Linked DNA regions of Mus musculus: region 1 is linked to region 2. The links are chromatin loops, found by intact Hi-C in ENCODE. Cell type or tissue: gastrocnemius. All regions are shown on one strand. Links, peaks and the distances in the headings refer to the core of each region. The heading gives the core; the rest is flanking DNA.

Evidence for each region. A loop is a pair of places that touch in the nucleus more often than their neighbours do. Peaks named below come from ENCODE experiments on the same cell type or tissue, not always from the same donor. Only the 100,000 strongest peaks of a DNase experiment are listed, where the experiment ranks them.
Region 1: it touches region 2 in a loop (12-fold over the local background); 8 of 42 quality-filtered maps call a loop at or near these places.

The regions. Positions count from the first base shown.
Region 1 is chr8:11,210,356-11,221,658 of GRCm38, forward strand. Col4a1 (collagen, type IV, alpha 1) reads right to left here. Exons shown (of 52, transcript NM_009931.2): 30 at 10,934-11,084; 31 at 10,627-10,740; 32 at 9,854-10,021; 33 at 9,632-9,721; 34 at 8,725-8,877; 35 at 8,514-8,612; 36 at 8,326-8,415; 37 at 7,558-7,697; 38 at 7,079-7,205; 39 at 6,910-6,990; 40 at 6,346-6,444; 41 at 4,297-4,347; 42 at 3,149-3,334; 43 at 2,247-2,380; 2 more. Gm15418 (a long non-coding RNA gene) reads left to right here. Exons shown (of 3, transcript XR_003947509.1): 3 at 1-404. Among named protein-coding and RNA genes, the nearest start is that of Gm15418, 28 kb to the left of the region's middle. In gastrocnemius, for the core only: a CTCF peak has its summit at 5,123 (motif pointing left); a DNase peak (open chromatin) is centred at 5,089; H3K27ac peaks cover 354 bases.
Region 2 is chr8:10,413,798-10,416,297 of GRCm38, forward strand. The region is part of intron 16 of Myo16 (myosin XVI); the gene reads left to right. Gm51561 (a long non-coding RNA gene) reads right to left here. Exons shown (of 3, transcript XR_003947504.1): 3 at 1-505. Among named protein-coding and RNA genes, the nearest start is that of Gm51561, 15 kb to the right of the region's middle. In gastrocnemius, for the core only: a CTCF peak has its summit at 1,213 (motif pointing right); a DNase peak (open chromatin) is centred at 1,221.

The DNA of each region.
Region 1 (11,303 bases), core at 4,073-6,572, 800 kb after region 2:
GGACTGAGCAGAAGGTCCCCAATGGAGGAGATAGAGAAAGGACTGAAGAAGCTGAAGGAGCTTGCAGTCCCATAGGAGGAACAACAATATGAACCAACCAGTACCCCCCGCCCAGAGCTCCCAGGGACTAAACCACCAACCAAAGAGTACACATGGAAAAACCCATGGCTCCAGCTGCATATGTAGCAGAGGACAGCCTTGTTAGACATCAATGGGAGGAGAGGCCCTTGATCCTGTGAAGGCTCGATGCCCCAGTGTAGGGGAATGCCAGAACAGGGAAGTGGGAGTGGATGAGGGAGAATAGGGGGTTTTCAGAGGACAAACCAGGAAAGGGGATAATGTTTGAAATGTAAAGAAAATATCTAATAAGAAACAAAACAAACAAATAAAACCAATTCACCTACCTTTAGGGCCGGGTACACCTTGGTCTCCCTGGTCTCCTTTCACTCCCTGCAGACCAGGAAGCCCTTTCTGACCTGGGTGGGAAAGGGATATTGTCTTTGCATAGAGATTTCAACCACAGGCAAGAATATAGGGGTGCATAAACACACACATGTTCGAAAGCGTCTAGATACAGGCATCTATATATGCAAAAATGTACACACAGCTTCATCCCTACATATAGACAGGCACATAAGCATACGTATACCATGTGAGCATACATGTGCAATGAACACATTCTCAATTATGTTCAAGGAAGAAAAGATGTGTTAATTTTTTAGCGCAGTATCTCACAAAGCCTTTCTTTGTAGAGTCGGAGGCCATCGTTTTATAAGCAGTCACTATCTGACAGTGGCAATCAGGGCATGTGATGGAGTCTACGGTCACAGCTTGTGTGACAGACCACAGACATCTGCAGACCGTGTGCCCTTTCTATTCACCCATTAGGTGAGTAGGATTCTGTTGTAGCCATGGTATGTGGGAGCTGCTAGCATCCAGGAGAGGTTTGCTGACTGCATTGGCAAACTATCAAGTGGCCCAAAGCCACAACTTCTTGTTAAAACTCGGAAGACACACGTGATCCACTGGTTCTTAGCTAAGAAGATCAGAACGCCTTTAGTCAGCCACCCGCAGGGTCATACAGACTGAGATGCCACAAAGAAGGCTGTTTTTATCTGGTGTCAGGAGTACATGGTTGTAACCCCAGCACTCAGGGGGCTGAGCCATGAGGATTGCTAAAGGCTTGAGGTCAGCCTGGGACAGACAGCAAGACCTAGTCTCAAAAAAAAAAAAAAAAAAAAAAAAAACAGGGAAAACCTGGTCTCAAAATTCACTGCATTTTTAACTTAAAGATAACATTATCTCTTGCTGAGGCCATGTCAGCATCTGAATATGGAAGCTTGGAGCTCAGGCAGCCTTTGGGACAGTATCCCCTCAACAACAAGGCTGTCAGGCCTCATGGTCTTACCTTGAAATCCTGGAACTCCGGGCAGTCCCATATCTCCCTTTGAACCTGTGATCCCTGGAGAGCCGCCAATGCCCTAGGTACCAAAGGAAGTGTGAGCTGGACATGGCTCTAGACACCCAGTTTGTACCCTGCGTACCCTGTCAGGCAAAAAGCACTTCTGTGTTCTGCACAGGAGTTTGTGAGCTCAGGTGGGTCATACAATTCTTTAAACGACAGAACACGAGAAGATAACTGCAACACTGGTCCCCTGGTCTCTCTTTACTGGTCCATATACACAGCAGTTCCTTCGAGCTTGTAGCCGCTGTCCCCACCCACCAGCATGATGCCATGACACAGCCACAATACCATGGACAGTTGCCATGGAAACAAACCCAGTTCTATCAGGACCATACCACCCTTCTGGTCTCTTCATCGTCAAAGGGCAGTGAGTGTTCCTTAAAACCAGCCTCATGCCCCATCTGAATTATTATTTTAATTATGGAGAAAATATTTTAAAACACCTGAGCCTCTGCCAACTCTAGAAGACAATTCTCAGGCTGTGAAGAACTGCTCTTTACCAAGATACTGAATACTTGCACTGAATTTGTAAATGGGTTGTAAAGTCGGGCACTGAACTATAATCTGCAGCAGTATAGCATTTCCTGTTTAATGGCTCTATAAAATAGATTATAAAAGCACATGCAATACTTTCCTATGCTGATCCCAAAGGAAGGAACTGCTTTAAGGGCTGGGCGGTATCACACATGTGCACACATATAGAAACACATACACACACATATAATAATACTCTTGACCAAAAAGTTCCTTTTGAAAATCAATTCTACACTCAATCACTCACCGGCATGCCTTGGAATCCTGGGTCTCCCTTAGGGCCTGGAACCCCCGGAGCTCCTGGCCAACCTTGATTTCCCTTGTCACCTTTTGGCCCATTGATTCCTGGGAACCCTGGCGGCCCCATAGGTCCCGGATGCCCTAATGCAAAGAACAAAGACGCAGGGTTAGGGTGGTTGGTACTATAGTGGACTGTGTCACTGGGCTATGGTACAGTCACACTGCTATCAACTCTCTGCAACCATAACACCATGGCCTTGTAGAGTAACACAGGCCTCCAGGAAATCAAGGAAGGGTGCTCATACAAACAACAGACTCAGCACCCAAATGCTGGCACTGGCGGCCCAGGTCTGTCACCCCAGCTATACCAGAGACTGAAGCAGCAGGAGACCCAGTTCACTGGTATTAGGCTACAGAGTTACTGATTCAAGGCCAGTGGGGACAACTTTGTGAGAACCTGACTCAAAACAACAACATTAATAAAATGGCTGAGTGTGTAACTCAATAGTAAAATATTTGCCTAGCATACACAAAGCCTATGTTCCATCCCCAGTACCACTAAAATAAGTCAATAGTAAAGCCACGTGGTTATAAAGTCGGGGGCGTACAGCACCATTGAGGTGTTCATGTGAATGTCACAGTGTTGGCTTCCAAAATACTGAAGCCACAGTGTCCAGGGTCCTCCACAACCACAGGAGGCAAGCTCAGGGTGGCAAACATTCGAGCATTGCCCCAGTTAAAGCAAAAATCCAAATGGTATCTCTACTGCACCTCTCTCTGTAATCTTCTCTCATGCTGCTCTCTAAGTAATACCTCAACAGAAAGGAAACCACAGAGACCAGTTCAACAGAGACCCAAGCGCAGCTCTGAGTTGTTAACTTGAGCATGTGTCTGGTGAAAAGCCCTTACCTGGCAGGCCAGGTTGACCCTGAGGTCCTCGGTCTCCTTTGGGCCCCTCCACAGGGTGACCAGGAGTGCCAGGTAAGCCAGGTTGTCCTTGAGGGCCAGGAGGACCCATGAACCCTTGCTCGCCTTTGACTCCAGGAATTCCAGGACTTCCAGCTAGGCCAGGGAAACCCACTTCACCCTTGGAGCCTGCACAGGAGAGAGAGAGAGAGAGAGATGATGGTGACCAGAGGAGCAGAGTCCATAGAGATGCTACACTGCGGTGACAGCCAGAGATCTTATATGTGTATCTTAAATGTGTTTTGAAGTCTTCAAGCAACTATACTACTAAAACCAAGAGTAGGCTCATCCCAAGACATGGACAAAGCAAACTGTTACAAGGATGCAATGGGACCCTACTTAGGCTTCACAAGTGAATTATCAATACAGACAACAGGAAAGCTGTAAACCAGATACTCTATGGGAAGAAGCCAGGCTTGCATGAAACTTGTATAAGATACAGTATCATTCGTGGCTCCTAAATTAACATGGGTATTTGTTTGAGGGGCCTGAGGACTTCAGGATACAATATGGAGGATCAGAACCAGTGGGACAGCCATTGGGTGACAGCTGTGACACTACCCAGAATGCACTGTTTCTGTGGATGCATAGATGAGTCAAAACTTGAAGAACAACAGCACATTTTAAATATGTGCTGTCTATCATATGGTAATGTTAGCCCAATAAAGCTACTTTTAAAAAAATAATAAAGTAAGGGCTAGATAGCTGGCTCTGCAGTCAGGAGCACTCACTGCTCTTGCAGAGGACCCAAGCTCAGTTTCCAGTACCCCATGGCAGCTTACAACCTCCTACACACACACACACACACACACACACACACACATTCAAGCATATGCATTTAACTGATTAATTAAAAAGAAACTACAGAAGATTACCAGGGATGGGAACGCATGTTTACATGCTACTCAAAACGTAAGCAATAATGACATCATAAGGTATTTGGCAGGTACCACATATCACATCACGCGTGAATCAGATGGTGCAATCATCAGACATCTATCAGCCACTAGACACGGTCACTGCTTTGCTAAGGGGGACATGCTGAGTTCCGTGGACCACTCCACACAAAGGTGCGAAGCTGAGAGCGTTACCTTTGTCTCCTTTGGAGCCAGGGAAGCCGGGGAAGCCTCTTCCTGGAACACCTACAGGGTGAGGACAGAAAACAACAGTCTCTTACTCAGCTGCAGAGACAGTGGGAGGCCATGCCCCATGTGCCCTGACACCACGCAGCACTTAAAGAGTGCCCTGAGGAGTCCCGTGGAACCTGGGAGCAAAGCTACACCTCTGCAACTGTCTCATCATGCGTTCTCCTTGAAGACCTTTCTGTTTGGCTCATTAAGGTGCTGAGCAGAAATGATCTGCGCTAATGACACTCTTTCTCCTACAGAGGCAGGACAGAAGGCTCACCTTTCCCTGGGCACTAGGGCAGAAGGTAAACACAGCGAGGCCCTGACAGATGCTACCAATTCCCTTTGATTGCTGCTAGAATTGAGAGTGCTCCCTGGTGTCTTTATCATAAACATCGTTTTTTAAACTTTCTGTGTGGAAACTGGCAGCTATTGTGCAGACCCTACCCTTATAAGGCCCCGGGCAGCCTCAAATAGGAAATCCACCAGTCAAGCAGATACGTTTCTGGTACCCAGTGGACTGCCTTCATTGCAGCCTGGCTGTCTGGATCCCTTACAGTCTAAGGAAACTCTAATGGCTCTGGGTAGACCTCAGAACAGAGCAACTCAAAGCCCAGAGAATTCTAAAGGACCCTGAAGCCATCTTCACCCAGACTACAGAAGAAGCACCTCCCACTGGTGGCCCAGCAGAAAGGAAGGTTTGCGATTGGTGCAAACAACTATGACATACACCCCAGCACTATAAGAGGGAGCTTGGCTCCTGTCCCTAGTCTGCTGCCCCCTGGTGTTCAAAAAGAGGCTTTCTCTAAGTGGTCATTTTTTGCCCAGTCTTGTTTATCTGTGAAAGGCCTCACTATGGAAGGCCAGATTTCTTGGACACATTTGGCTCTTTATCACCAATAAAACAGACAAGAGGAGAGAACACAAGAGGAGACTGTGGCAACAGAGACCAGAGAGTGGCTGAAGAACTTCAGAGAGTTGCCAGGGCAAAAAAAGACAGCAGAAGCCGCAGAGAAAATAACCGTTGGAAAAGGCTTAAGATGAGAAAGGGCAGGCAGGCCCTTGTTGCTAGAATTCCAGGGACCTGCAGCACTTTAAGAGCCCAGTGTCCCAGACACTCTAGGCCTGACAGCTGTGCCACCAGCTACTGAGGGTCCCACACACCTTCAAGCACTCAGAGATACCATCTGATGCTGCTGGCTGCTGCCAATCACCACTGCATAAAGCCAAGGGTTCCAAAGGGACAGCAGCATAGGGAGATTCCTACTCTTGAGTTCTACTTGGCCAGAGTAAAAACACCCCAGTCAGTCCTGGGTAGTGGTGACTACGGCAGAGACACGCAGTCTGGCTTTTCTCAGATGACCATCTGACTGACTCTTCATCCCGTCGAGTGGGTGGAGCACAGAGAGCTGGGTAGTGGGCAGGAGAGTGGGCTTCACATAGCAGTGGGTAAACAGGAGGAGGAAGTGGAAAGGGCTTCTTATACATGATGTCTATAGAGAATGAGTAAGGGAACTGAAGAGCAGCCAGCGGTGATAGCAAGGAGCCCCTGCTGCTCCATTCCTGCCCAACACAGCTATAGCTAAAAACCTGCGGTCCTGCCACGACAGCTCTTCTATCAGTAACAGGAGCAGACACAGGAAGCAACAGTAACCACAAGACCCCCAGACCCTGGAAGACTAGGACTCCTTCCCAAACTGGGGAAAATGCTGGACAGAATTCTCTTGGCTGTTTGGTTTGGTTTTGTCACAGTGAACACAGGGGAAACAGAAAGGGAGGCATTCCTGCCCGGCAGCCCCGCATCTGTGTCTCTGGACCCACCCTCCAGGGAAGCGCTTCACTCACAGAAGGAATGAGCATCCCTCCCTGATCCAATCCCATCCCTCCAGTCCACATCTATATTTTCGGAGCCGCAAGGAACTCAGCACTGAGACCTCTGTGTTCGATCATCATGGCGCTGCAGTCTCTGAGGGAACAGCATGGCTTCTGCTGGGAAGCAGGAACAAGACTCACCTTGTTCACCCTTCTCTCCTGCCGACCCCGGGATTCCATCGCTGCCCGGCTCTCCCTTCTGGCCAGCTGGGCCTGTGGGGCCAGGAGTCCCAGGGAGACCTTGGGGAGAAAGATATGATCACTTGTGGACTGTCCTTAGCACCGTGGCGTCTGAGAAGTGGCCCCTTTCCCACATCAGAAAGAGCTGTTCCCTGCATCCCTGGTATCCCTGATGTCAGCTCTGATCCGTTCCAACAGGTTCTTTTCTGCTGCTAGGAACAGCATAGACCCCCACCCAATGCTTGCACAGAGAGGAGGGAGATATCTGAAATGCTCTTCTCACTACAAAAGCAGCTTGGAGATGCTGGCTTCATTTCCCAAAGACCTCAAACGCTTTACAGACTCTGCCTGTGGATCTGAAAGTGGAGGGATAAACCAGCTGGCCCTAGACCCCAGATAACATACTAGGGCCTGCTTCAGTGTGAAGAATTCTCCCATGAGGCTGAGACTACACTCCCCAACCCCCATGAAGCCTGGGCGCTCCTCATCTTTTCACCCAAGTGCCAGCAAAGGGTCCATCTCTACCTGCTTCTCCTTTGACACCAGGAACGCCATCCAGTCCTGGGAGGCCTTTATCCCCTTTCTCTCCAGGCAGGCCTGGGCTTCCTAAAGAGGAAATGAAAGTTCAGAAGTTGTATGCAGCTAGGTTTTCTTCACCTGTACCTTTCTGCCAGAGCTTGCCCAGCCCCCATACCTGGATGGCCGATGTTCCCCGGAGAACCTCTCGGGCCTGGGGACCCTGGCATCCCTGGGGTTCCGGCACTGCCTTTCTCTCCCTTCTCACCGGGGCTGCCTGGGAAGCCAGCAAGGCCCTGGTCTCCCTGTGAGGAAGAAGCAGACGTGTCACCTACAGGTCTGGAAGCACTTTCTAGGTAGCAGATTTCTAGGTAAGAGAGGCCGTGAGTATCAATCACACTGGAGAATCCCATTTGCTGGGCTTTCCAGAAAAGACATTCTCTCCATCTGCCAAGCTCCCCAGCCCGCCCCTCTTCTTCCTCCCTGTGATATGCGGCCACCCTCACCCTCTCAGAGAGATTCTAGAGTTTGCCCTTGGGAGAAAAGGCAGTGAACAGGAGGACATGACAGAGTTAGTCAGAGGGAGAGCTGTATCATAGTTGTGCTGAGATAGTTGGTAAGTGTCAGGGACATTGTCACGGGGCAGGAGATGATCACCTTGTCACCAGGCCGTCCCGGAATCCCAATGCCAGGTAGACCTGACTGCCCTTTCTCTCCTTTGGCTCCCTTCTCTCCAGGTGAGCCAGGGACACCCTGTGAGCCAGGGATGCCAGGCACACCTTTTTCTCCAGGCGAACCTAGTGACACAGACAATAGAACTTGGACTTAATGGCTGACGCTCAACACAAATCGCTCTGCTTATCAGTCTGCCACCAACACAGCCAGGGGTCCTCAGGCAAGCTAAGCTTCCCCCTGCCTTTGAAAGACCATCACTGTATAGGGAGAACACAGCTCTGCCGATGCGGAACCATCAGTTCCGAGGACTGTGAGGCAGTGTGAAGATTCACACGCCATATATGGACCTATGACACACAGACACAGGTATACCACCAGCAGCCTAGACTGTCATAGCAAGTCATTGGAATTCCTCCCAAAGACCTGAGAGGAGATAGGAAGGCAGGCTTCCAGTTTTGACTATCACTTCCCAGCCTGTGCTGAGAAACACCTCCCCAGCTAACCCACTTATCCATGGGTAGCTCAGACTTCACTTTCCAGTGTGCATCACTTATTCATTTTTAGCAATCATTACAGACACTATAGCCATTGTCAGCCAATGCCAATCAGTGTCAGTCGAAAGCCATCCACCCTAGATGAGAGACACGGCTGTCAGGCCCTGGATCTTCCAAGTGCTGCCCTGCGCACATCCCACCAGCCCCGTGCACACACAGTGTATGTTAGAGACTTTTGAGTCCACAGTCAGGTTACCTGGCAAGCCCATTCCTCCAACTGATCCTTTGGGTCCAGGGAGTCCAGGGGATCCTGGTGTCCCACTAAGGCCTGGGTCACCTTTAGGCCCTAGAATAACGGAGAAAAATCCCACAGGTAAACATCTGCGGAGAGCACTGAGAAGCAGGTTTCTTGACAACGACTGTGGCTATACTGTCCACACCTACCTGGCTGTCCGGGATGCCCTGCCTGCCCATCCTTCCCAGGTACTCCTGGTGTTCCAGGGTCTCCTCGGGAACCTTTATCACCAGTGGGTCCGATTTGTCCTGTAGGCCACAAAAAAACATAGTGAGCTTCCACATCTGCTTCGTAAGCAATTGCTGTAGAAAGCAGGATGATATGATGCCCCAGTGAGGCCTGCCTGTCTCTTCCACTCACCTTTCTCTCCCTGGTCTCCTTTCTGTCCCTTCATGCTCCCCATGTCCACATGCTCCATGGATCCTGGCATGCCAGGAAGCCCAACGTCACCTTTATCACCTTTGAAGCCAGGGTCGCCCCTGGGTCCTGAGGAGCCCGGAAGGCCATGGTCCCCTGTGGAGGAAATGGAAGCAAGCCCCCAGTGAGATCCAGACCCAGCTGTGTCTGGAGGGGACTCTTGCCAGCCAGTACCTGCAAAGTCAGGAAGGAACTAGAACATGGCAAGAGCTGACCATGGCGGCGAGAGTCTGAGCCACAGGGGAGGGGCATTGTGAAGCCTCCTTCTAAAGTTCATTATCTGCCAGCAATCGCAACACATGACTCTTAGATGGACTCCTCATGCCTCCTTCCCAGATGTCTTCCTCAACCTCTGTTCTCCATCACTCTCGAGTGTCCCCCAAATATAAACAAATGACAGACTGGAAAGTTTCTGCATCCCGACATCAACTTCCCTTTTTTGTGCCTTATGTTTACAGTCAGCGTTTTTTAAGAACAGGATTTTGGATCAATTTCAGAGAACAAAAAATAAAAATCTGGGCTTGCCCATGAAGTGGGTTCTACTAATGTGGCTCTCTTGATGCAGGACTTGTACCCCCATGTAAATGGAGAGCCCACATTTCTTGCAGAGAGAGACTAAGTCATTCCCATCTTCTCCACACCAGCTAGACAGCCATTAACACTGTGTGCCCATGATCTATGCACAGAGCTAGTTCCTCTGAAGGAGAGCTATCTTCCAGTCCTTTCCTCTCATCTACGTCTTAAAGCTAAATGTGATCTGTAACAGTGCAAGAACCTTCCAGGATTCTCAAGAAATACAGACACCACACAATATGACACAACGTGGTTTGCCAGCCCTCAGCCCTCCTACCTTTTTCTCCAGGTAACCCTGGGGTGCCTGCTGGTCCTGGCGAGCCTGGTTGTCCCGGGGTTCCCATGACACCCATTTCACCTTTAGAACCTATGGTCAAAAGAAATGTTAAGAACACATCCCCACATGGACCTCCAGTGGTAGGTAAATGGCCTGGATTCAGGAAAGAAGAAAGCCATGCTCCCTCTTGAGTGATCCAGGCCAAGTTCAGGTGTCACTTACCTGGGAACCCTGGAACTCCAGGTGTCCCCTGCTGTCCAGGAAGGCCAGGGAGGCCTGACTGTCCTGTGAGGCCAGGAAGTCCTTGAGAGCCTTTATCGCCTTTGGGGCCAGGCATATCCAGTCCGGGGAATCCAGGGAACCCTTTCTCTCCTTTAATTCCAGGTGGACCTGAGATTGGACAAAGGGAGTAGCTTATAGAATGTTCTAGAATGGACATAGTGTTGTAGAGTGCTGTCTGAGGACGGCAGGTAAGCATGCGAGCACTGGGAGCTTGGACGGTGCTGAGTTCAGGGTCAGCACTGCAGTGGATAAGTCATCTCATAAGAGAAGATCCTTCTTTCTGCCATTGAGGATTACCAGTAACTTTGTACAACCACTGGCCCCAGCTAATGTTGGCTAGCTTTCATTGACTATGTTACCCTTTCCCCCAATACTAACATAGCCCTGGGACTATTGGTACAAGGACAAAGCCAACTAGACAAAGAATCGATTAGCTTGATTATCAACAACTTAGCAAGGCTCCTAACAAAGATAACGGGAAGACACTATGTTAAATAAAATCTTAAATGCTACTGAATCTATAACAGATTTCTTTGGCACATTAAATGGGTTCAGAGGGAGGAAATAACGGGAGCCTGTAATGTTTGGATTAAGCAAACAACCAAACAAAACTAGAATATACTCCCCCATCCCTCCCTTTATTTTGACAACTATGCCAACCTCCCCGCTCACCCCACACTTCACAGGCTCTGAGAAAGGGACAGTCATATCACCTGATGACCCTGGTGGTCCTTGCCCTCCGGGAGGGCCCATAGCTCCGGGTGGCCCTATTCCTGGGACCCCTGGTGGACCTGCTGGGCCTTGAACTCCAGGAGGCCCTGGGTCACCTGTCAGGAAGGATAGGAGTAAGTCAGAGGTTAGAATGTATCCCTTCCCGTAAGCAATCCATCTCTACAACAGCCTCAGCCACAAAACCCTCACAGAGTCTCCCCACCCGCCTAATCAACATGGACTAATCACACAGCCGACGCTCCGGGCACATAAAGCAAGCAGGCACCCTGACACAGTCTGAAGCATTACCTCTGATCCCCTGGAGTCCTGGGGGGCCTGTCAACCCCTGTTCTCCTGGAACGCCGGGTCCCCCGATGCTACCCTTCTCTCCAGGTGTACCGGGAATGCCTGGAAGGCCTGGTTGCCCTTTGAGTCCTGGAAGCCCAATGCCAGGTTCTCCCTGGAAATCCCCAAGACACCAGGAACAAATTAATCATCAGTGTTGGCTCTGGGTTACCGAGGCATGTCACCTGTCACCCATGCTCTCTCCCAAGAGAGTGAGGACAGGACCAGACTAGTTCCAACATGGGCAATGGTTAACAATAGCCCTGAGCCCTTTCTCCCACTTCACATTCATGCTGCCAGTGGCTTCCCTCTGTCTCCTCTAACTAGAAGAGGA
Region 2 (2,500 bases), core at 1-2,500:
GAGCAGAGGCTGCTGGGACGTGGGGTCTCCAGCTCATCTCTACTTCACTATGCTAAATTCTCTGGCTTAGTCTGTTGTATTCCTGTGGGGAAGCCTGTGATAAACGAGTGTGTGGTCACCGGCGTGATTCCGTGATACATAACCAGGTCAGGGAGCCGCGTGGTAGCTGATGACTCTGAGATGAGAGAGGGATACCTCAGATGGCTCCTGACATACAGACACCTATTGAGTCCTCACATGCACTTGGGGGCAGCATCCTGGTCAACTGAGAGCTGTCCCAGGGCTTCAATGGAAAGTGTGGTGTTAAGATACAGCAAGGGGCCATTGCATGTGATCAGAGTGTGTAGGAAGCATAACGGTGACTTCACGCACAGGCTACATCAGATGCTTGTCTCTCTTGGAAGAGATGTTGCAGGGCCCTAAACTGATACAAAGCCATGAACCTGTGGTGTCTCTGTGAGGAGCCCCAGCAGGGACAGTCAGGAGTCACAAAGAGTTCGGTGCCCTGCAACAAAGCAAGTGTCTTATTAGCGTGCATTATGAATAGCTAGTGGGTGCTATTCATATGAGGACAGGAGCCCCTGTGTGCTGCAGGATGTATCTGCTTACCCCATATTCTGCACAAACCTGCTGATCCCTGTCTTAAACAAACCTCATCTGAATTTACACAGTCCCCTTCTCCTTCTCTGCTTGCTCCCCCCCTCTCACACACACACTAGCCAAGTATGATGTTGATGAAGTAGGCTGTGTCTTACTAGTGTGCAAACCACCACAGCCTGCAGCCTGTCTCACACACAACAGCTCGTTATCTACGTGAAGCACTAAGAGGCATGTGCAGCAGTCCAGGGACTGCAGGGCCCTTGCACTTAGTATGCCTTCTGTGACCGTTATTCTAAAGGACGAGCACTGTCTCTGCCTGTGGTTTTAGAATCCGTGCAGCAGATGCATCTTTAACTTCAGCTATGTGCATGCTATAAGGTATTCTAAATCCCACACAGATACAGATAGACCCTACATCAGTACTAAAGTCCACCTATACACACATCTCTGCTTACAGCACAGGAAGGCTCGCTAGAGCACAGCACCTCTGCCTAACTGCAGAGCTTGCTCAGGGCAGGGGTGGGCACCCATCCCTCCAGTTCATGAAAACAGCATTTACCAAAGCACCTCTAGCCTTTATCAAGCTCTGACTAGGCAGAATGCATGCCCTGAGAATCCCACAAGAGGGCGCTCTCCCCACACCTCAAAGGGACACAAACCAGCCCAGCCAACCAATGCCAAACCAAACTTTCATTCTTTTTGCTTACACTTTTTTTCCCGTGTTTTTCTTTTCCTTGCCCCACATTTCTTACGTAAATAACATTTCATTTTTTGTGCACACAGTGTCATATGTGGGAGATAAATATAATTTATATTCCTGCAAATCGACATTTAATGAAAGCAGCGTATGCTGTCATTGCTGCTCACTTTAAATGATCTCCCTGCTGGGTTTAGCCTCTAGAAAACTTAGGCTTTTAAACCCGAAGAAGAGACTCTTAATCCCCGTCCTGGCTGACTGATGATGGAGAGGATTGTGGGACGGCACCCTAATGTTCTTCAGCAGAGGTCAGGCTTCGAACTGTGCTGGAAAGCAGTCATTTGACTGTGAGCAGGTGACCTGCTTCTCACCTGCGCTCAGAGAGCTGAGTCACCTCACCGTGGTTTGAACTTGTGATGGCTGCTAGCACCTGTCACAGGAGAGCTGAGCAATTAACTCCCAGGAAAGTGTGTTCTCTGCTGAGTCGTTAACTGCAGGGCTGGGGTGAATCTGAAGACATTTCAGACTTTTTTTTTCAAGGTAAAGAAAAACTTCAGGGTCATTTAAAGGTGACTCTCCATGACTCCATGACATACCAGCATTTGTTCAGGCACACGGTTTTAAGCAAGGGAAAATCTGATGGTTTATAAGACCTGTGTGTGAAAACTGCAGAGGGGTCTTGTAAACCTGTGTTTATAAGTCTTATGACTTAAGGAGTGGTGAAAACCCAGACCTGGCCCATGCTTGCCCCGTGTTCTAAGCTGAGATGCCGACCCTGGCAGCTTGAACCATTGGGCATCTGTCTAGGAAGACTTACGCAATTTTATTCAAAACTAAGTTTCCAGACAAGTTATATTGTGTAGCTTTTTGCTTGAATAATATTTTTGAGGTGGTATCGCAAGACTTTGTGAGTCACTCCACCCTCAGCATCAATAGGCAGCTATATATAGGACTTTTGAACCAGTGCATTTGCATGGATCACGTGACCGTGTCTTAAATCAGCGAGATTTCTGCATGAGCTTTAAACTCGTGAACTCTTTATGCACGGAGGCATCTCTTGCTTTGTTGTTGACACTGGGTGCTTCGAGGATGGCTTCCTACAGGGCTCTGTTGATTCTCAGTAACAGTAGAGAGTCACCTTTGATGTCACCATGGTGAGGATGAGCTGACCAGGGGCTGCAGCGGCCAGCCAGGTCAGCAGCT